7 separate regions of the Homo sapiens genome follow, and regions 1, 2, 4, 5, 6 and 7 are each linked to region 3. The links are chromatin contacts, found by Hi-C or POLR2A ChIA-PET in ENCODE. All regions are on one chromosome and are shown on one strand. Each heading gives the region's core, a stretch centred on a gene start or an enhancer-like site at or near the end of the contact. The rest is flanking DNA. Distances are from core to core; before and after follow the strand shown. Region 1 holds the start of KANSL3 (KAT8 regulatory NSL complex subunit 3). Region 2 holds the start of ITPRIPL1 (ITPRIP like 1). Region 3 holds the start of ACTR1B (actin related protein 1B). Region 4 holds the start of CIAO1 (cytosolic iron-sulfur assembly component 1). Region 5 holds the start of ARID5A (AT-rich interaction domain 5A). Region 6 holds the start of TXNDC9 (thioredoxin domain containing 9). Region 7 has its middle 19 kb from the start of DUSP2.

Region 1 (2,700 bases), core at 118-2,617, 1.0 Mb before region 3:
GGAGTGACAAAGAGCATGCGGGTGGGGCGGGCACTACTGGCATCTGGGTGGGCACTCCAAGGCTTGGCATAGCTATGATCCAGAAAAACCAGGTCCAGCTCCCGTTCATGCACTGAAAGCTGGAAGAGCAGCGAGGTGCCCATGCGTCGAGCTGAAGTCTGGAAGTCCCTCTCCCCACCCCGGTGGGCCATGTCAGTGGAGGGGCAGAAAGTCAGAGCATGGGTATCTGCATGCTAGTCACCTGCAGTGAAAAGTTTCAGTTTAGGTCAATTCCAATATCCTAAATTTCTCCCAATCTACACCATCTAACATGCTTACTTTTGTAACCTACTATCATTCCTATTGAGTATCCATTTCACGGCAGACCTCTGGTGGGGACGGTTCGTGGAATCCCACACCAACACCAAAAAAAAAGAAAAAAAAAACTATGGTGCCACGAGTTGTCCCATACTCAACCTCTAGCGAACTGAAATTACCTAACGGGAGAGCTCACCGACCCCAAGGTTCAGAAAGACCTCGCGTGGACAGACAGTAAACTTGCTTGGCCAGCACCACTTCCTAGGTGGGCAGGAAGGGTTTTGACAAACAGGAAATCACAAATATGAATTCGTTGAAAGCTAAGGATCTCTGTTGCTTCACACCATCCTCTAACGACAATGCGAAGGGAGCCGGGGCCGCAGCTAGAGCGTGGGCACCCCTAAAGGGCAGGGCAACGCCGGCCTCAAAAAAGCGAATCCCAGCTAGGGCTCCACTTCTTCAAGCCTCTCGTATTGTGCGAAACAAAAGTTCTGTTAAGTACTTCGTAATATTCCAGAGTTGTTTACATAAAAATGAAAACTGCCCCCCCAACAAAGCCTGTGACAAAATGATCCCCGTGGAAGCCCTTTCACCCTCACCCCCAGTGAGGCGTCCCTAGCAAACCGCCCAGGACCCCGGCTGCCCCGCAGGCGTTCCCGCCACTGAGCCTCCACACGGCCCATCTAGGAGACAGGGCTATGACTCGCATTTTACAGACGAAGTCGCCAGCTCGGGGAACTGAAGCGATTTGGCCAAGGTCATCCAGAGTTCGCGACGAGGAGGAGCCGCCTGGCCCCCGCCTCCCGCCTCCCGCTCCCTGGGGCAGGGCTCGGCGTCCGCGTCACGGAGGCCCAGACGCGGCCCCTGCCAGCCCGCCCCCGGCCCGACCCGCCCCGCCCGACCAGCACCGGCAGCCGGCCCTAGCCCGGGCCCCCGCATGCCCCGGGAGCCCTGAAGCCCTCGCCGAGACCCCCGGCCGTCCCAACCACGGCCGCGATCCCCACGGCCCGCCACTCCCCTCGAAGCCAACGCTGCTCTCACCCGCGGTCTTACGGCCGCGCGCTCGGCCACGGCCGGATCCCTAAGCGCGTGCGCGTTAACGCCTCCACGCCCCGGCGCTGCGGGCACCGAGTAAAACGCGGAAGCGGGTTACGGCCTGGGAAGGGAGAGGCGGTGAGCGGCAAAGCCCGGAACGGATGAAGCTCCGGCGCCTCTGTCCGGAAGAGGAGAGCCAAGAACACGCGAGCATGTCCGAAGCAGAAAGTCAACAACTAGGCTGGAGTTTCCCCCTCGCGCATATTCAGTAGGGAAAGCGAGGGCGGAGGACTAGGCTGGCTTCTACGGCCCCAGTTCTCGCCACCCCCACCGTGTTGGTCCTTTGTGCCCTCTGGGCGGTCGAGCACCCAACGGTCCACCTCCACCAGGGCAGCCACCTGAATTTACTCATTAAGAATTTACCTAATGTGGCTCACGCCTGTAATCCCAGCGCTTTGGGAGGCCTAGGCGGGAGGACCTCTTGAGCTCAGGAGTTTGAGATGAGCCTGGCCAATATGATGAGACCCCCGTATCTACAAAAAATTTTAGAAATTAGGTGTGTGTGATAGTGGTGTATGCCTGTAGTCCCAGCTACCCGGGAGGCTGAGGTGGGAGGATCACTTGAGTCTGGGAGGTCCAGGCTGCAATGAGCCATGGTTGCACCACTGCACTCCAGCCTGGACGACGGAGTGAGACTACGTCTCAAAAAAAAAAAAAAAGAATTTTGTTACTGACCCTAGATTGTTTTGTGTGGTTAACTTTCCTATGTGTTTTGTGTAGAGAGAGTAGATCCTCAAAATCAGGGACATTAACCTTTGTATCCTCCAGAGAACATACACCCAGAACATAGGTAATTGTTCAAATGTTGACTGATCAATAATTGGTTATTTGGTTGACTGACTGACAACATGACATCAAGAGACATGAGACAAGACAGCAAGAGACATGGTTCAAGATGATAAATCTCACCCGGGATCTGTGGCTCATGCCTATAATCCCAGTACTTTGGGAGGCCAAGGTGGGAAGATTGCTTGAGCCCAAGAGTTCAAGACTAGCCTGCACAAAACAGTGAGACTTCGTTTCTATTTAAAAAAAGAAATGGCCGGGTGCGGTGGCTCACGCCTGTAATCCCAGCACTTTGGGAGGCTGAGGAGGGTGGATCACGAGTTCAGGAGTACAAAACCAGCCTGGCCAACATAGCGAAATCCTGTCTCTACTAAAAATACAAAAATTAGCCAGGTGTGGTGGCGCATGCCTGTAATCCCGGCTACTCGGGAGGCTGAGGTGGGAGAATCTCTCAAACTCAGGAGGCAGAGGTTGCGGTGAGCCAAAATCGCGCCATTGCACTCCAGCCTGGGCGACACAGCA
Region 2 (2,700 bases), core at 5-2,504, 1.3 Mb before region 3:
TAACCTGTGATCTATTTTTCATAATTCACATTTATAAAAAGTAACTTTGGAACTTCAGTCATTGTCAGCTAGCAGACAGTTTTTCCTGCTCCACAATTAAATAAGTCAGTATTCTTGGAAGTATTGTACAAGTTGTTTGGGAGCTCCCTACACATTGCCACTGGATAAGAAGACCTGAAACCCAGCCATGTGTGATGGCTTACACATATAATCCCAGCATTTTGGGAGGCCGAGGCGGGCAGATCACCTGAGGTCAGGAGTTCGAGACCAGCATGGCCAACATGGTGAAACCCCGTCTTTACTAAAAATACAAAAATTAGCTGGACATGGTGGCATACACCTGTGGTCCCAGCTACTCAGTAGGCTGAGGCAGGAGAATCACTGGAACCTGGGGCGGGTAGGCTGCAGTGAGCCAAGATGGTGCCACTACACTCCAGCCTGGGTGACAGAGCGAAACTCTTTCTCAAAAACAAACAAACAAATAAAAACCCTGAAACTTGTCTTTCAGCAGAGGGATTTTAGTGAGTTAGTATCAAGGGGTCATCACTTCCTTTTCTTCTTGGATAGCTGACACAAGACAGGAAGACTAAGGGCTCTTTCTGATATCTGAAGATCCCTTTCAGGAAACCCATTCTGTTGTGTTTCTTAAGGTGTGATAAAGCTTGTCCAGCCTCCACACCGTATAAAGTTCTCCTTTATACACCCATGTATCAGCAGAGCTGCCCTGTAGGTAGGATTCTTACTCCCACGTGGCCAGTGAGTAGCAAGCAAGGCCCCAAGTAAGGTCTTTGGGTGCTGTCTGTTCTTTCATGAGAGTCACTTTGATATGAGAAAGGGGTTGGGGAAAGATGCCTGAGTCTGGGCGTGGGCTGGGAGGGAAGCACATTTAGGGTGCTGAAACCACATCTTATTTCGTGTGCCATTTTGCTCAGGGCCAGCCCGAAGTGAGAATGGCTTTTCTCGGTCAATTCCTAGTTTTGCCACCATCATCCTTACACCCGAATCCTAGTAAGTCTGTTCTCCACTGAACTGAGCTGAGTGCAGCTGACAGCAGGCACGGCGGTGCCCCATTTGCCACCCCAGGGAGGCCGAGCAGCGGAGAGTGTGTGGCCACGGCCCCTCCACTCTCCCAGCAAACCCACGGGGGCCTCGGTGCGGACAGAGACCCGGTGTGGGGAGGCCGCTGCCCCTGCACGCTGGGCCACGGGGGTTTGGGCGGGGAGGAGCTTGTACTGGGTGGGCGGGGAGGAGCCCGGACGGCGGGAGCGGCTGCGGCGCGCGGGCGCCCTCGGAGCCGCGTGCTGGGGGTCGTAGGGGCCCACCGCGCTCAGCCAGACGTTCAGACGCTCGGACAAGCATGGTCTATAACCCAGGAAAGGGGAGCAGGGCCACTCCCGCGGGCGGCCCCAGCGATGAACCGGACGCCCCCACCCTGCCGGGAAAAAAGCAGTGGCGGTCAGGCCGCGCTGTCTCTTTAAGATCGTGTTCCTACTAACACTGACGGTGAGTAACCTGGCCCTGGGTCCCGGGAGACATCCCGAGGTAGGATGGGCCCTTGGCCTCCTACGGATAGGCGGGTGAGAGTACAAATCTCTGGGCGTGGAATTTGGGGAAGTTATGAATGGGGGGAGGGTCGGGTTCCGATTTGAGCCAAAGCCCCCAGGTACCTTGTACATTTTAACAGGGCTCCTAGAGAGGGCGGGGAGACGAAGCAAGGCCAAGTTCCAAAGGGAGGATAGGCCCAGCTGGCTTCAGCGTCCACACGGCATAGTCCTTCATGAATGTTGGTAAGCGCGGTAGCTTGTGAATTAGGGTGAGTGGCAGAAGCTCGGGCTTCACGGGTGGGTGGGGAGGCAGTGGAACTGACCACTGCCGGCTGTCAGGTAGGCCTTGGGCACCTGGTTCTGCAGACAGTTTTCTGAACTAAGAAGTGAAGCTAGCCTGCCCACACACGGGGTATCCACTAGCCCCTTAGGAGCAGAGAGGGCACCGTAGCAAGCAGCTGGCGGCACTGTGCCTCTCTTGCGCTCCCTGGGCAGAGAGGGAGAGGCTGAGTGATGAGGCTCACTTCATACTGGGTGAGCAGAATGAAGACTGTGAAGTCACAGAGGAAGTGGAATGCTACAACTGGCTGCCGGGGCAGAGGAAAGGTGTCACCCAGGCAGGTTCAGGGCTTTCTGGCTATAAAAGGGAGCCTCTGGGATCAGCAGGTCATATCTGGTGCCCATGGTTGACTGAGGAGTCGGGTGAGGCCACCCTACCACAAGGGTCCCCCTCCCCATCCTACACAGGAATGAAAACAGTCCCATGTACACTTTCTGGAAGCCTAAATACCACCCACACCATGTGGAAGGAAAGCAGGAGAGAGACTGAGTGGCACATCCTTTCGCCCTCTTTTCTCTCGAACCTCCTCCCAGGCCGACCACCCTTGCTGTGTCCAAGCCAAGCTCTGTGGGCTTTCTGTTCCTCCTGAGTAGCTGATTTTCAGAATTTGGGGTACCAGGGCTCTGGGGAATGTGAGCTAGAGAGCAGATAAGTCTGGAAGATGACCACTGACTCCTACTCTCCTACTTCTCCAGATGCAGAGGCCTCCATGGCTGTGATAAGCCTGCTGTTCTTGGCAGTGATGTATGTTGTTCACCACCCTCTGATGGTCAGTGATCGGATGGACCTGGACACATTAGCCAGGAGTCGGCAGCT
Region 3 (2,700 bases), core at 151-2,650:
GGATAAGCTTCTCAACTCAGTCCCACCACTCTTCATCGCAACCCTCTGAGTCTGCAGCAGAAACAAACATCTCCAAGTTACAGAGGAGGGGATGGAATCCCCAAGGGGCCGAGCGGTAGCCCTTTTAACTTATAAGCCTGTTGATTAGCCTATACGAGTTATTTGCACGTCAAGAAAGGAAGTAGCCTGCTCCTTCCTGCAGCGTCCTGCTGGTGTGACAGCACGTCCCCAAGCTCAGTGCTAACCTCCTTATTAAACATCCCCTGCTGTGACTCAGGGAACCCACATGGGTACTCTAAAACAGTCATTCAGGGACCCCACGGGGTCATGTGGGAGGGAGACAGATCCCAGAAAGAGCACAAGTGAGTCATTACCAAAAACTCCAAGGCCCGCACACCGGACGCACATACCCAGCTAGGGGCAGACTCAAAGATCCCAGCCCTTATCTTCTCCCCATATCAGAGCTCGGAAGCCAGAAATCTTCCTAAGGCAGGTGAAAGCAAGCCGAGCCCCACTGCTGAAGGACAAAGCCACAGGAAGCCTGATGACATCTTTCCTCTGAGGCTTCCAAACGATCACCCCAAATTGCTTGCTGATACTGGGAAGAGTGGCCATGAACTCTCCATTGCTCTGCTGGCTGTGGAATGTTTGCTCAGCACAGGAAGCATTTAAGGAGAAAGTCAAAGTAGCCAAAAGGCAAACCAGATGGTGGTGGACATGTGGGTGACAGAGCATCCTGCATTTGTTGCCTCGGGGTGCAGCCCCAAAGATAAAGCCAGCAGTGTGCAAATGACAAATGCTACCCCACCTCCGCCAGGCAGCCAGAGCCAGGGCCGAAGGACGCGGAAAGGAACTGGTGTGGAAACCTGCCCAGGAACCGCACTCTCAACTGAGAAGAGTCCGGGGCGCGTCCCCGCCCGGCCGCCCGGCTGTCACTCAAGCTCTCCTGAACTTCCCCGCCCGACTCGGGGAGGGGTCGGGGAAGAGGCTCTGCGACGCGGGCGAGGGGGCTCGCCCCATGGCCGGCCTTACAAGGCCAAGAGGGCGCGCGCCCCCGGGGCGAAGCCAGCGGCCCGGCGGGGGCGACGGCCACGCAGTGAGCGGAGGACGCGCCGAGGCGGGCGGGGGTCTCTCCCTGCGCCGCCGCGTGCGCCCCCGGGGGCGGGGCGCCCGCCCTCCCCCTGGCTGCCGGGCCTCACGTTGTCGATGACCACAGGCTGGTTGGCGATGATGTCGTAGGACTCCATGGCCGGGCCGCGCCGGCCCTGCCCAGCAGGCGGGCTGCAGGAGGCACCGGATGGGCGGGCGGGCGGGAGGACCGGGACGGCGGCGGCTCCCGACGCGGCGCCGCTGCCCTCCCTCCCCGAGCCTGCAGCCTACGCGAGCCCCGCGGGGCTTTCTGGAGGGCGGGCCCGGCGGCCAATCATCGCTCCCACCTGGCCCGATTGACAGCAGGTGCCCGGGGCTGGCTGCGCGAAGGGGGCGGGGCCTCCGGAGGCTGGCCAGCCAATTGAGGTCGTCCGGAAAAAAGTGGTCGCGGCGTTGCCAAGGTAGGCTGCGCAGTGTCTGGGATGATGTCATGGCTCCGTCTTAAAGGGGACGCGGGCGGCAGAAAGTGGAGCTGGGCTGGTGTGCGCGCGGCCGGAGTCTGTGGAGCTGGAAATTCACCGGTCCAGGAAGACGTCTTTCCCGCGTCCCAGCACCGGTCCAGAAAGACGTCTTTCCCGCGTCCCAGCACCTCGGGCCACGCTCCTTCGTGAGAGCGCCCTCTCCAAGGAGGCCGGCCCTGGATATTTCACCCAAAATATTTATTTTTTCTTTTTTTCTAGGTAAGGTGTCTTGCTCTGTCGCTCAGGCTGGAAATCTTGGGCTCAAGCGATCCTCCCGCGCCAGCCAGTAGGGGGGACTACAGGCGCGCACCATATTTATTTATTTTTACTGAAATAGTCTCCGTAGAGACTGTTAAAAATTGCCGATGTCGACTATATTGCAAGTCGTCACGGTGGGGTATTGCGAAAAGTTTTCAATTAGCAATAATCGCGCTTCGGATAAACCTCATTGGCCACCATACGGCCACCGCGCAACGCTAGCTAATTAAAAAAAATTTTTTTTGTAGAGAAGGGATCTCGCTATGTTCCCCGGGCTAGCCTCGAACTCCTGAGCTTAAGCGATCCTCCCGCTTAGTCTTTCCAAAGCGTTGGGATTACAGGCGTCAGCTATTGCGCACGGCCCCATAATATTTCCTCGTTGAGCACTGAAGAAAAGATCCTTTTCCTTATAAAAATTACAGTTTCGTGGTATTTTGGTCCTGGCATTTATTGAGCACCTGCTCTGTGCCTGCGGAGCACTTCTGCCCACTTTACATAAGTTATATTAAATCCTTGCAACAATATCAGGTAGTTGTATTATTACTCCCATTTTTCAGTCAGGGTCTTCACACTTTGGTAACCTGCCCAAGATTATTGGGTGTGGAATTGGCATGCAGGTAGCCCCCTGCGGCACTGGAGTCAGCTGCTTCAAGAGTGCAGGATAGTTGAGTTCTACATTTGTTTACCAAACGGATCCATAGTTATTTCCCTGTATATATACCTCTCCCAATGGGTTGTGAGCATAAAATTTGTAAAATTGAAGCGGGTGTGCAGAAATCACAAGTGTACATGTACATTTCAATGAATGATTAAAATGTGGACACACTTGCAT
Region 4 (2,700 bases), core at 33-2,532, 1.4 Mb before region 3:
TAGGTGCTTAGCTGAATAACATCAGAATTAATGAGGGGCCGGACCCCAAACAGAGCCACCTGGTGGGCATGAACACCAGGCAGTTATGGGGCCGTTTCCTTCAACCAAGTGTCTGGTCCCTGGCTATCTCTGCTTCAGCCAGAACACATTCTGTCCCCCACCGAGGCTTTAAGGGCCAGCGCGCAGCACCCTCACCTTTCAGCAGGTCCGGGTGCACATAGCCCAACACGTCGGAGACCCCCAGCTCCTGGCGCGAACAGGTGCCTCCGTGGATGTGCAACCAGGCGGGCTCGGCGAGGGCAGTGCACAGCGCCGTGATAGACAGGGCGCCAGGCAGGGCCGAGGCCAGGCTACGCTCCGGCTGCTTGGGCAGAGCGCTGCCTCCCGGGCTCCTCCGCCGGCGCCCGCCGGGCAGCCCTGCGCCTCCGGGGGCGTACATGCCCGGGGCCGCCCGCCGTCGCTCCGCAGTCGCTGCTGGTCGCCGCCGACCTCCGCGGGGCGCGCAGAGCCTGACAGTCCGGTGGAGGATAGCAACGCTCCGGGTTCGCTGCAGGTGAAGCCGGGACTGGGCTGTCAGGGTTGACACCAGAGGATAGGGGGGTGGGACCCGGGGCTGACGGAGACGGGGAGGGCTGCGGGAATTCGGGGGGCGGAGACAGGAGACTCCGGAATGGGACTGCGGGACGACAACCGAAGAGGGCCAGGGGCCAGATGGGGTCTGGGCAGACTCGAGTGGGGGGCGGAGGGATCGGGGATCGGCTACTGCTAGAGCAAAGACCCGGAGTCAGGGTCTCAGCCAGAGGATGCCGAGGGGCGGAGGACCGGGCTGGGCCGCGGGGATCGGGGACCCGTGATCTGGGACCGGCGGTTTGGGGTGCGACCTGTGCGCAGAAAAGACCCTCCCCACGCCGCCCACTGTTCCTCACCAGTCAGCAGGCCCCAGGGCTGGGATGGTGCTGCTCAGCCCAGTCACGGGCTTCTCGGCTGCCGGGGGCCGAGCGTTCCCAGGCCCCAATCCCGCAACGCCCGGACAGACCCGGGGCCGATGCACTTCCGGCTTCCTCCTCCTCTGCCTCCGCCTCCTCCGGCTCCCCGCCCCGTCCCCCGCGCGCGTCACAGCCTGGGCGCGCCGCCGGCTCTGCGCAGGGCCTCACGGGACTGGTAGTTCGAGGCGGTCCCGCGATGCTTTCCCTGCCGAGGTGAGGGGAGCGACTACAACTCCCAGAGGGTATGGCGGCCGCAGCAGTGGGCAGTTGAGTTTCCGGGGCGACCCAGGTCCTCCGGCGGAAGCGGGAGCCTCTGTCGGCCGCGGAAGCCTGGAGTGGGCGGTACGCAGACGCGCGCGGTGAGACCCGCTGTCTGCTCAGCGGACTCTGCCCGCCCCCACCTCCCCCTGCGTCGGGCCGACATGAAGGACTCGCTGGTGCTGCTGGGCCGTGTCCCGGCGCACCCGGACTCCCGCTGCTGGTTCCTGGCCTGGAACCCCGCGGGGACCCTGCTGGCCTCGTGCGGCGGCGACCGGAGAATCCGCATCTGGGGCACGGAGGGTAAGGCCCAGCCTGGTTGCGCGGCCCTCAGCGCTGAGGGCTCAGCCTGCGCGTAGTGCAGGCGCTCAGCCTGCAGGGGAGGCTGAACCTGTTCCTGGCGGAGGGAGAGTGGGATGTTAGCCACGCCGAGAAGGGCTTTACAGGCAAAGAAGTCTGCGACTGTTGGGAGGAAAAACGTCAGCAGACAAGCTGAAATGTCAAGGGAATTGTGTTAGCTGCAGAGGCAGGAAAATGGGAAAAGAGAGGTGTTAGGAAAGTGGCCTTCAGAGTAACTTGCGACTGGATGGTCACATTTTATCCCGAGGGCATTGGGGAACCAATAGCAATTTTAGATCAGATTTGTTTTAGAAAGATGCCTCCAGAGGTTGGGCGCGGTGGCTCACGCCTGTAATCCTAGCAGTTTGGGAAGCAGAGGCGGGTAGATCACCTGAGGTCAAGAGGTCAAGACCAGCCTGGCCAACATGGTGAAACCCCGTCTCTACTAAAACTACAAAATTAGCTGGGCGTTGTGGCGGGCACCTGTAATCCCAGCTACTCGGGAGGCTGAGGCAGGAGAATCCCTTGAACCCAGGAGGCGAAGATTGCAGTGAGCCGAGATTGTGCCATTGCACCCCAGCCTGGGCATCAGAGCAAAAACTCCGTCTCAAAAAAAAAAAAAAAAAAAAAAAAAAGCTTCCAGACGAAGTAGATTCATTTGCATCTTTGTAAAAGCTGTGAAATACACTCCCTGAGCTTTCCCCCACTAGCTTGATTCCAGTGCTAGCCCCTGATATTGAATGGCTTCATGGTGCTGCACCCAGCTCCAGAGCCTGGCCTGCGCTCCGCCTTTAGGTGACAGCTGGATCTGCAAGTCTGTCCTTTCTGAAGGCCACCAGCGCACCGTGCGGAAGGTAGCCTGGTCCCCCTGCGGTAATTACCTGGCCTCTGCCAGCTTTGATGCTACCACTTGCATTTGGAAGAAGAACCAGGATGACTTTGAGGTACCCAGGCTGGTTGGGACCAGAATTATTGCCTGTTTCCTCCCCAGGGCTGGTTCAGGAACCTGAGCCAACCTGCGCCAGTTGGGCTGTACCCATGGGAAGGGGCTTAGGGGTGTTAGCTGCTGTTAATTCTCATTTTCTTTCCCCTTTCACAGTGTGTAACCACTCTCGAG
Region 5 (2,700 bases), core at 97-2,596, 1.1 Mb before region 3:
AGCCAACCCATTATGAGGTAGACAGGGGATTTATCCTGCAGAGCCCACAGGGTCGTCTGCTCTAGACTGAGCCTGCAGACATCTTCCATCCCAGGGCCAAAGGGTAAGGGCCAGGGTTTCAGGTTCACCAAACTGCAGCCCTGGTCCCTTCGTTTAGTGTGAGGAGGGGCACCAGTATGATGAGTGGTTAGTAATGGGTGCAAAGCGGGTGGGGGGATGCCTGGGTATGAGGGCTCCTCTTCCTGGGTCTAGCTCTGGCTCCAACACCTACCAGCTGTGCTACTTGAGCTAATCTCTCAGACCTCAGTTTTACGCTATAAAATGAGGACAATGATGGTGTCAAGTGCATAGAGCTATTATGAGTATTAAAATTCATCAACAAAGATTTTTGTGTAGCTTCTATGTGCTAGGAACAGGGTTCCCATCCTAGCTAGCCACCTGCTGAGACTGAAACCCTGAGCCTCCATTTCTTCCTCTTTGGCCTGCACAGGTCCAGGTTGCTGCTATGGCTGGCTGGGCACCTCCTCCTGCCTCCATTCGCCCTAGGCCTCATTCCCACCTCCCACAGCCTGAACTCATGCCCCTTCTTTGGACTACTCAGCTTGTAGCTGCCACACTCTGTCTGCATTATGTGTGTGGACATTGACTATTACTGGCAGGCCTGGCCACAGAGCCTAGGCCAAGGATTTACTAGTTTGGTCCTTGTCTAGCTCACACTAACCACCTCTCCTTTTTTTTTTTTTTTTTTTTTTTTTTTTTTTTTTTGAGGCAGGGTCTCCGTCTATTGCCCAGGATCCAGGATAGAGTGCAGTGGTGTGATCAAAACACACTGCAGCCTCGACCTTCTGGGCTCAAGTGATCCTCCCGCCTCCGCCTCCCAAAGCAGGGATTCCAGGCGTGAGCCGCCGCTCCCGGCCTCACCTGGCCTTCTTTGTTGGGCTAGGTGGGGACTGGGAAATGCACAGGGCCACTTTCAAATCAAAGTCAGAAGCACTTTGCTCGCTCCACAGAGTCCTCAGTGCTCTGCTGAAAGCAAGGAGGCTTTTTCCAAGGCTCTAGTTTTGCCTCCAGGGAAACTGAGGCACAAGGCAGCAATGATTACTGAGGGTCCTGCCTCCGCTCCTCTAGGTGAGGAGCCTATTCCAGGGGCTCCAGTCTGAAAGCCTAGAGGCGAGGGGCGCGCACTACAATTCCCAGAGGTCCCCGGACTCAAGGGCGGTCCCCGCCCCCCGCCTTCTCCGCGCGACGAAGCCGGGCTTACCAATGGGAGCCCGGAGTGGGGCGAGCAGGGGCGGGACGGGGCGGGACTGCGGGGAGGTGGCCGGCGGGCCGCGCCGCGAGCCAGTATCTCAGAGAGCGCGGGGTCCGGACAGCCGCGCGCTGAGGGTCTCGGGGCGGGCGCCGCGGGACCTCTCCGGGCCATGGGTAAGCGGCTCTGCGGCGCGGCCCGGACAGGGGCTCGGCGGCCCTGCAGGGAGGTTCAAGGTGCCGGCGCCGGGTCCCCTCCAGCCCTCGTGGCAGTCGGTGCGCTGTGTGGGGCGGAGAGGGGCCCGGGGTGGGTTTCGGGGCGCGGGCCAAGGGGAGCGAGCCCGGCCCGCGGCTTCAGCGCTCCCCGGCCGGCGCGGAAGGGGTGAGGCTGGGCGTCCGCGCGAGCTTCGAGAAAAGGAAAGACAAAAAGTTTTGGCGGCCAGGGGCTTCCCGGGCGTTTATCTCGAAACTCTTTTCGCCGTCTCTTGCCTGAAATATGCCGAGCCCGGTACGGCTCTGTCGTCCCACTTCCTGCTGCGGTTTCCACCTCGAGCTGGGCTCAGCTAATTTGTTGTGACAGCTGTCGGCAGCCGCCCCTCCGCCCCGTGACATCCCGCAGGTTTCAGAACCGCGGCGCCGCCGGGCACAGACTCCGGGTCCAGAGCGCGCGGCCCTTTCCTCTGCGGCCGCCGTTTCCTGAAAGGGGCTGCGCGGGTGTGAAGAACTTGCTCAATGCGCTTTGTAGGATCCACTGTTCCTCTTTCGGCCGCGGGCTGCGCCGATGGTCCGGGGAGCCCGGCTTCTCGCCCCCTGCCCCTTCCTTCTCTTCCCTTTTCTCTTTTCCTCTCCTGTCTCTCCGCCCACCCGCCGCAGCCCCACAGGAGAGGGGTCGCTTCCCTGGTTGCTCTCCTCTCCTGTCCCTTGTGTGTCCCCTTGTCTTCCCTCGGTCTGCAGAAGGGACGGGGTGGCGGCTGGGGAGCGTCAGGGGAAGAGGGCAAGAGCGTGGGCTACGAGCTTGCAGGCGATGCCCGGCTTCGCGCTCGGCGGGAGCTGCGGGCCAACCCGGGCCCGCGCTCCGTCCCTCCGCGGTGTCTAGGGGTCGCCCGGGCTGGGGTCGCGTCACCCTCCGCCCAGCGCCGGCGTGGTGGGGCTTGCGCGGTGCAGGACCCCCGAGGGCCCAGGGGGTCCCAAGGCGCTGCGGGTCCAGTGTCCCTTTGTTTGCAGAGTCTTGGGCCAGTAAGGAGTGCTCCGCGGGCCCCAGGGGAGGACAACAGGTGCCTCTTGCCCCACCCGGGCTCCTCTGGTGGGAGCCCACACGCACGGTGGCGTCACTGCGCCTACAGGCAACGCTAGAGCACAGGAGGGGTGGGAGGTCGGGGCTCGAGGGCTTCACCCCGCAGCAGAGCTCAGAGCCCAATCCAGGCCTTAGGGACCCGCCTGGGGCCTAGAACT
Region 6 (2,700 bases), core at 89-2,588, 1.7 Mb after region 3:
TGAGCCAGCCGCGCCCGGCCAAAATTTTACTTCTTTTAAAAGAAATGGAGTATTTTGTACGAGAAATTTTATACCAACAATTAGAGGGCAAGTTTATGTGTATCTCAGGGTTATTACTGCAGAAATGATTTATAATTTGCCTATCAAAGCAGGAGGCTGTTGCATATCAATGAACTATGATACATTTGCAAATAATACTGAAGCACCCCAAACTTCACAACAAACTGTGAATTCATTCACTCAGCTTCTGACACAGATTCTGACCCACACAGGCCCTCTATAAACGTTGAGCTGAAGAGAAATATTCTTGCAAACTTCAATTCTGATTCCTTTTTCTTTACAGGAAAAGGATTTGAAAAGCATACTTGATTTCATCTTTGTATCTCCATAGAACACAGCAGGTACTCAATAAACATGTATTTAACGTTGAATGAACACGTGCCTGACTTCTGTTCAAATTACTACACTGTTAAGTTTCAAAAGTATTTGAGTCTAAAAAACCAAATTGTAAGCTCCTCGTGAGTGCTATAAAATTGGAAAGGTGCTGTATTTCAAACACAGCAAAGATTTCCACGCTCCCTATCGCCCAAGAAAAATGTCAGTAGGACTGTGACCCTCAGTGAGGGGGCTGGAAGGAGAAGATAATAAGATACTGAATTGAACGTTGGAAGCTGTGCTCCAGGGATAAGCACAGAGAATGCCTACCCTGGAACTTTATAGAATGAGCCCAGAATTTAATTATGGGATAACTGGAAAAAGACGAGATTAAGAAGAGCTATTCTGGGTGTAGGTGTTGGTGGTCAGAGCATTGAGAATGGGGTAAAGAGACGATGCAACCCCTCGTTAGCTTTTCATTTTTCAAACCACAGCCTCTGATTCTTCCTTTTTACAGCTCCGCTGGAAGGGTGGGACGGGACACAGCGCGTCCTCAAATTCCCTAGTCATTTCCTGGACACCCTTACAGGTATCCGCCAAAACAATCAAGGGGCCTGGTCCTTAACTGAACCCCAGGTACCTCCCCAATGGCAAGCCGGCCACTCCCTGCGCCCGGGGAAACAGAGGAAAGCACAGTCCCGGTGGCCCCAACTTCGACGCCTCCTGGTGCGCTTGCGCAAGAGCCTCTGCCAGGACACCGACACCGGTGCTGGGGCCGCGCCCCTCCTCCGCTCCGGATGTGGAGCAGCAGAATGTTCACCAGCACCCGGACGTGGTGGTCGGATTCTTCTCACTACCCTCTGCCTCACCTGAGCTCTCGGTGACGCCTGAGAAGTGAAAGAGCAGCAGTTTCAAAAGACACGTCCACTCCGGCTTTTGCCTTGCAGTAGCTGCCGGCGGCTGCAAACGGGCCGTCACATCCGCCTCCTTATTGGCTGCGAACCTCGCGCGATATCACCTTGGACGCCAGAGGAAGGGGCGGGCGGTCGGGTGGCGAACAGTTCTGCGCGTGCGCCTCCCGCCCAGCAGCCCGGAACCCAAGGTGTCCGACCCTTGCTTTCCTCCGGGTACACGGCCGAACTGGAAGGCCGCAAAGCATTGTGGGAGTTGCAGTTTCTTAGTGCGCAGGCTGTCGTGGCCGGACTTTCTCAGGAGCGTGCTTCAGTATTCACGGTCCAGTGCGCCAGACTGGAAATGAGACAGCTGTGCTCTCGCTCAGCCGTGACGCTTGAACTGCGTTTCCATTCTGTTAGTGTTGAATGAACATTTTTCTTTTTTTTGTTTTCTTTTGTTAACATTTTTCCTAAAGTCGAGGCATAAACATATACAGCACAATTAACTTTTGCATAGTTAAAACCCAAAATATCACCGGCCAGATCCAGATATAGAACATTTTCCACCACCCCTGTAGGTCCCCTCTTGACTCTTCGAAACACAGGAATTTTTAGAACTCGCCCTCGCTTTGAGGGTGAAGCTGAAGACCTATGTTAGGGAATTGATCGGCTGTGTCCTGTTCTGTTTTATTCAGTGACTGTACATAATGCATAATGCATGGATGTTACTGAGAGGTCCCTATTTTGTCCTGAATTTATCTCTCTCGCAAACCCCCAGAGGACTCTATTGGTTCGTTGTGGTTCTTTACTGAACTTCGTGCGGCTGAGAATACAAAGATATAAAGGGAAGCCCAAAGCCCACTCCTGAACCGAAGCGTGCGTTCCCCGTTGGGAGAGGGGTGAGGTGGCGAAATTGACAGCTTCATTGTCCACCTCCGGGTTCTAGAACGTGGAAAACCCGCGGGTGTCGGCTCGTGGCGGACGCTTGAGGGCAGGGGGCGCTCGGGCTGCTGCCTGGTCGGCCGGTCAACCGGAGACGCTCTACCCGAAGCGCAGCTCTCGATGAGCCGCGCCCTGCGTCCTCACGCCGAGGCGGCTGGGCGATGCGCTTGCGCACTGAGAACTCACACCATATGTGTCCTGTTCCAGTGCGCGGGTCTGTGGAGAGCCGGGTGCGAGCGGCGGCAGCACGAGGGGAAAAGAGCTGAGCGGAGACCAAAGTCAGCCGGGAGACAGTGGGTCTGTGAGAGACCGAATAGAGGGGCTGGGGCCACGAGCGCCATTGACAAGCAATGGGGAAGAAACAGAAAAACAAGAGCGAAGACAGGTAGATAGGGGTTGGGTCCGTACGGCGGCGGCCGCCGTGGCTCAGTGGAGTGTGCGGGTCTCGCCGGGCGCGGCGTCGGACCGGGGTCTGGGCTCGCGATGAGCT
Region 7 (2,700 bases), core at 48-2,547, 1.5 Mb before region 3:
TTCTTGTTTGTTTTTTGGTTTGTTTTGTTTCAGTTTTTTTTTTTTTTTCTTTTTTAGACAGCTCTGTCACCCAGGCTAGAGGGCAGTGGTGCGATCACAGCTCACTGCAGCCTCAACCTCCCGGACACAAGCCATCCTCCCACCTCAACCTCCTGGGTAACTGGGACCACAGGCGCACATCACCACACCCGGCTAATTTTTTGTATTTTTGGTAGAGATGGAGTTTCACCGTGTTGCCCAGGCTGGTCTCGTGGGCTCAAGCAATCTGTCTCGACCTCCCAAAGTGCTGGGATTACAGGCGTGAGCCACCGCACCCGGCCTACATTCTACATGAACATAAATGTGTATGAAAAGCTCTAGGACAAAAAGTCTGGTTACAAATCAAGGAAAAAGCGTTGAACCACCAGAAGGGGATGGTGACTCAGTGAGCCTCGTGGCACCCCTCAGTTGGGGCTGCTGGGGAAGTGGGGGGACAAGCCTTCCACTAAGTGAGACTTGACTGTGGTCTGGACTGTGAAGGAGGACCCCGAGGCTGGCTGAAGGTGTGGGGGAGCCATGGACCTGACAAGGAAAGAGAATGATGGGCCAGAGGGGAGGCTGCAGACCTCAGAGAGGAGGGATCTCAGGAAAAGCCCTGAGCAGGCCAAGGGGGGCAGGCTCAGGCTAGGTGGGCACAAAGGCCCCGGTGACATTGACCACACCACTCAGGCCGGGGGTTTCCTCTGCGCCCTGTGCTGGCCGACCTGCCCGGAATGGCTTCACCCACCCCTCCCCTGCCCATCCTTGAGACCCCTCAGGTTTCGCTTCCTCCAGGAAGGCTTCCCAGATCCCCAGGCTGAATCAAGGGCTTCTCCCAGAGCCTCCCAGAGCTTGGGCTCGCCTCTGGCCTTCACAGGCCTCATCAAGGCACCCACCCAATACTGGTGCCTCCCTGAAGCCAGCGAGTGGGCCTTGGCGGGTTCGCTTTCCCCACACCTGGCTCAGGCCTGGCCTGCAGTGTTGGCTGATGGACAGCTGGTGAGCTATTTACCCTGTTTCTCCATTGGTGGCCTTGGGTAGGTACCAGGCCTCCCTGGGGGAGCCGGGAGCCCTTATTAAGGTTTGATCCCCATCTCTCTGAAAGGCAACATCCTGTCCTTCTCTTGCCCACCATCCCAGTGCAGGGGTCAGATTCTGCCCTGGCCAACAGCCAGGCCAAATGGGGGAGGCCTGTCTCCAAGCAGGATGTAAGGGCTCCCACGCAGCCCAGGGTCTTTTTCCGTGGCTCAGAACATGCTGTACCAGGTGGCCGCCTCTGCTGGGTGTCACCTTGCTTCTCACAGCCCCCTCTCTGCTCACATCCTGTTTCCACCCCTCCAACACTGCTGGGCCCCGCGCCCCCAGCCTCCGCCCCCAGCTGCTGGGTTTTCACGTGGCCTTTCCTGGGTTGCTGTAGGGGCACAGGCCTCTTATTTTTAGCTCCTTGGGGGCTGAAGGAATTTACATCTGAGTCTGCTCTCCTGAAGAGACAGACGGTTTCAAATGTGTCTAATGTGGTCTCCCGGGCAGCCTCAGCCTAGGCCAGCACTAAGGCAGAGGGGAAGGAGTGAGACGGCCAGCCCAGCATCCGGAGGCACACCATGTGGCCTCAGGCAGGGCCCGCAAGCCAGCTGAGCCCCACTTTCCTCAGCTACTAAGTGGGAACCCTGGGGAGGTGACCCCACTGCTGTGAGCCAGGAATAAGGATGCCCATGGGATGGGCAGGGAGGCCCTGGAGATGCCCATGTCAGGGGAAGGAGCCCTCACTCTGGGCCGGAGCCTCACCTACCACACCACCCTGCACAAGTCTATCACACATTTGTTATTTTCCCTAATTATCCCAGAAATCCCCCAACACTAGGAAATTTGGAACACACAGAAAAGATGGCAGAAGACAGAAATGCGTTGCTCATAACCCATCACAGTTCCTATGTGGAGCTGCCCCTCTCTGAGCCCTTTGCAATGCCCTCAGAACGAAAGGCAGGAGGGGAGGTCCCTTACTGAAAACAAAAGCCTACTGTTAGCCCAATAGGGCCTGGCAGGGAGCCCCAGGCAGTGTCCACCAGCCCTCCTCAGGCAGCATCAAGGGACCCAAGCCCCTCTCCCCCTTCCCTTCCTCCTTCCCGGCTGATCCCAGCAGCCCTTCCCTGGTGGCGGCGCTCCCAGAGCCCTGCAGTTTTTCCCCTCCCGAGGTGGGTCCAGGGATGGGCTGTAAGGCCGGGCCTGCCCCCAGGAGACCGGAGACCGCAGCACACATCCTGCAGTGAATATGACTGGTAGTCGCTGGTCCCAACCTCCTCCCTACCAGACGCAGAGGCTTACCCTACACAGACCTCTCACACTTGGCAGAGCCATGTGACTTACTCCAGCCAATGAAACACCACCTCCAGACTCAGGCAATAAAAAGCCCTGTGCGATTTTCCCACTTGCTCATCCTCTGCCATGTCGATGGAGGAGATCTTGAGTTCTCCAGGCACCGCAGCTGCATGACAGCCAGTCGGCCGCATCCGAAGGGCTCTGCCCACTTTTCGACTGGTGAAAACCCACTCCCTGTGGCCCTGTTCCACCACACCCCCAACTTCCATCCTATTTTCCAGTCTATTAAATGGTGGTGGCCACCCCACCACCACCTAGGTCCTGAGTTTCTCCTCAACCTTCAGACAGTTAGTGACATGTACGCTG

What was found. Hi-C counts contacts between places; a loop is a spot of excess contacts on that map. ChIA-PET counts read pairs that join two places held with the same protein, here RNA polymerase II (POLR2A). Pooled maps may share reads with other maps.
Region 1: a map of CD14-positive monocyte shows a loop between it and region 3 (7-fold over the local background). The contact joins the promoter of KANSL3 here to the promoter of ACTR1B in region 3. A Hi-C loop is called at or near these places in 3 of 168 maps with a recorded cell type or tissue (CD14-positive monocyte, CD4-positive, alpha-beta T cell and naive thymus-derived CD4-positive, alpha-beta T cell), 3 of 37 single-sample maps with no recorded cell type and 17 of 50 pooled maps.
Region 2: a loop to region 3 is called in a map with no recorded cell type, with 8 times the contacts of the local background. The contact joins the promoter of ITPRIPL1 here to the promoter of ACTR1B in region 3. A Hi-C loop is called at or near these places in 2 of 37 single-sample maps with no recorded cell type and 8 of 50 pooled maps. POLR2A ChIA-PET finds 5 or more read pairs at or near these places in 2 of 52 experiments (Caco-2 and HEK293T).
Region 4: a map of ascending aorta shows a loop between it and region 3 (4-fold over the local background). The contact joins the promoter of CIAO1 here to the promoter of ACTR1B in region 3. A Hi-C loop is called at or near these places in 1 of 168 maps with a recorded cell type or tissue (ascending aorta) and 12 of 50 pooled maps. POLR2A ChIA-PET finds 5 or more read pairs at or near these places in 1 of 52 experiments (CD8-positive, alpha-beta T cell).
Region 5: a loop to region 3 is called in a map of sigmoid colon, with 10 times the contacts of the local background. The contact joins the promoter of ARID5A here to the promoter of ACTR1B in region 3. A Hi-C loop is called at or near these places in 1 of 168 maps with a recorded cell type or tissue (sigmoid colon), 3 of 37 single-sample maps with no recorded cell type and 13 of 50 pooled maps. POLR2A ChIA-PET finds 5 or more read pairs at or near these places in 1 of 52 experiments (activated naive CD4-positive, alpha-beta T cell).
Region 6: a loop to region 3 is called in a map of CD8-positive, alpha-beta T cell, with 13 times the contacts of the local background. The contact joins the promoter of TXNDC9 here to the promoter of ACTR1B in region 3. A Hi-C loop is called at or near these places in 4 of 168 maps with a recorded cell type or tissue (CD4-positive, alpha-beta memory T cell, CD8-positive, alpha-beta T cell and naive thymus-derived CD4-positive, alpha-beta T cell), 7 of 37 single-sample maps with no recorded cell type and 19 of 50 pooled maps.
Region 7: a map with no recorded cell type shows a loop between it and region 3 (10-fold over the local background). The contact joins the enhancer-like site here to the promoter of ACTR1B in region 3. A Hi-C loop is called at or near these places in 1 of 37 single-sample maps with no recorded cell type and 5 of 50 pooled maps. POLR2A ChIA-PET finds 5 or more read pairs at or near these places in 1 of 52 experiments (T-cell).

Annotation. Positions count from the first base shown.
Region 1 is chr2:96,636,945-96,639,644 of GRCh38, forward strand. It overlaps KANSL3 (KAT8 regulatory NSL complex subunit 3), which reads right to left and starts at 1,368. Exons shown (of 21, transcript NM_001115016.3): 1 at 1,339-1,368; 2 at 1-241. The coding sequence starts at 191. RefSeq lists a silencer at 1,088-1,297.
Region 2 is chr2:96,324,063-96,326,762 of GRCh38, forward strand. It overlaps ITPRIPL1 (ITPRIP like 1), which reads left to right and starts at 1,255. Exons shown (of 3, transcript NM_001008949.3): 1 at 1,255-1,503; 2 at 1,685-1,787; 3 at 2,580-2,700. The coding sequence starts at 1,778. RefSeq lists a silencer at 1,170-1,419 and an enhancer at 1,442-1,942.
Region 3 is chr2:97,662,644-97,665,343 of GRCh38, forward strand. ACTR1B (actin related protein 1B) reads right to left here and starts at 1,401. Exons shown (of 11, transcript NM_005735.4): 1 at 1,200-1,401. The coding sequence starts at 1,247. LOC124900516 (U4 spliceosomal RNA) reads right to left here and starts at 2,088; the gene lies at 1,948-2,088. It also overlaps a transcript of C2orf92 not described here and the pseudogene RNU4-8P. RefSeq lists enhancers at 1-504, 470-539, 1,580-1,919 and silencers at 900-959, 1,040-1,499.
Region 4 is chr2:96,264,943-96,267,642 of GRCh38, forward strand. It overlaps CIAO1 (cytosolic iron-sulfur assembly component 1), which reads left to right and starts at 1,283. Exons shown (of 7, transcript NM_004804.3): 1 at 1,283-1,547; 2 at 2,379-2,527; 3 at 2,683-2,700. The coding sequence starts at 1,409. It overlaps TMEM127 (transmembrane protein 127), which reads right to left and starts at 1,055. Exons shown (of 4, transcript NM_017849.4): 1 at 927-1,055; 2 at 196-570. The coding sequence starts at 439. RefSeq lists silencers at 315-624, 675-884, 895-944 and enhancers at 1,175-1,364, 1,595-1,874, 2,472-2,700.
Region 5 is chr2:96,535,406-96,538,105 of GRCh38, forward strand. It overlaps ARID5A (AT-rich interaction domain 5A), which reads left to right and starts at 1,347. Exons shown (of 7, transcript NM_212481.3): 1 at 1,347-1,425. The coding sequence starts at 1,422. RefSeq lists silencers at 1,266-1,625, 2,306-2,515.
Region 6 is chr2:99,334,995-99,337,694 of GRCh38, forward strand. It overlaps TXNDC9 (thioredoxin domain containing 9), which reads right to left and starts at 1,339. Exons shown (of 5, transcript NM_005783.4): 1 at 1,245-1,339. It overlaps EIF5B (eukaryotic translation initiation factor 5B), which reads left to right and starts at 2,395. Exons shown (of 24, transcript NM_015904.4): 1 at 2,395-2,595. The coding sequence starts at 2,561. RefSeq lists enhancers at 824-1,053, 1,107-1,647, 1,184-1,233, 1,484-1,633, 1,994-2,043 and 4 more and a silencer at 2,664-2,700.
Region 7 is chr2:96,162,599-96,165,298 of GRCh38, forward strand. No RefSeq gene overlaps it. Among named protein-coding and RNA genes, the nearest start is that of DUSP2, 19 kb to the left of the region's middle. RefSeq lists enhancers at 1,000-1,279, 2,160-2,209, 2,470-2,549. Within about 2 kb of position 1,298, at least 10 of the 41 ENCODE cell types and tissues checked have a DNase peak (open chromatin) inside an H3K27ac peak, as active enhancers do.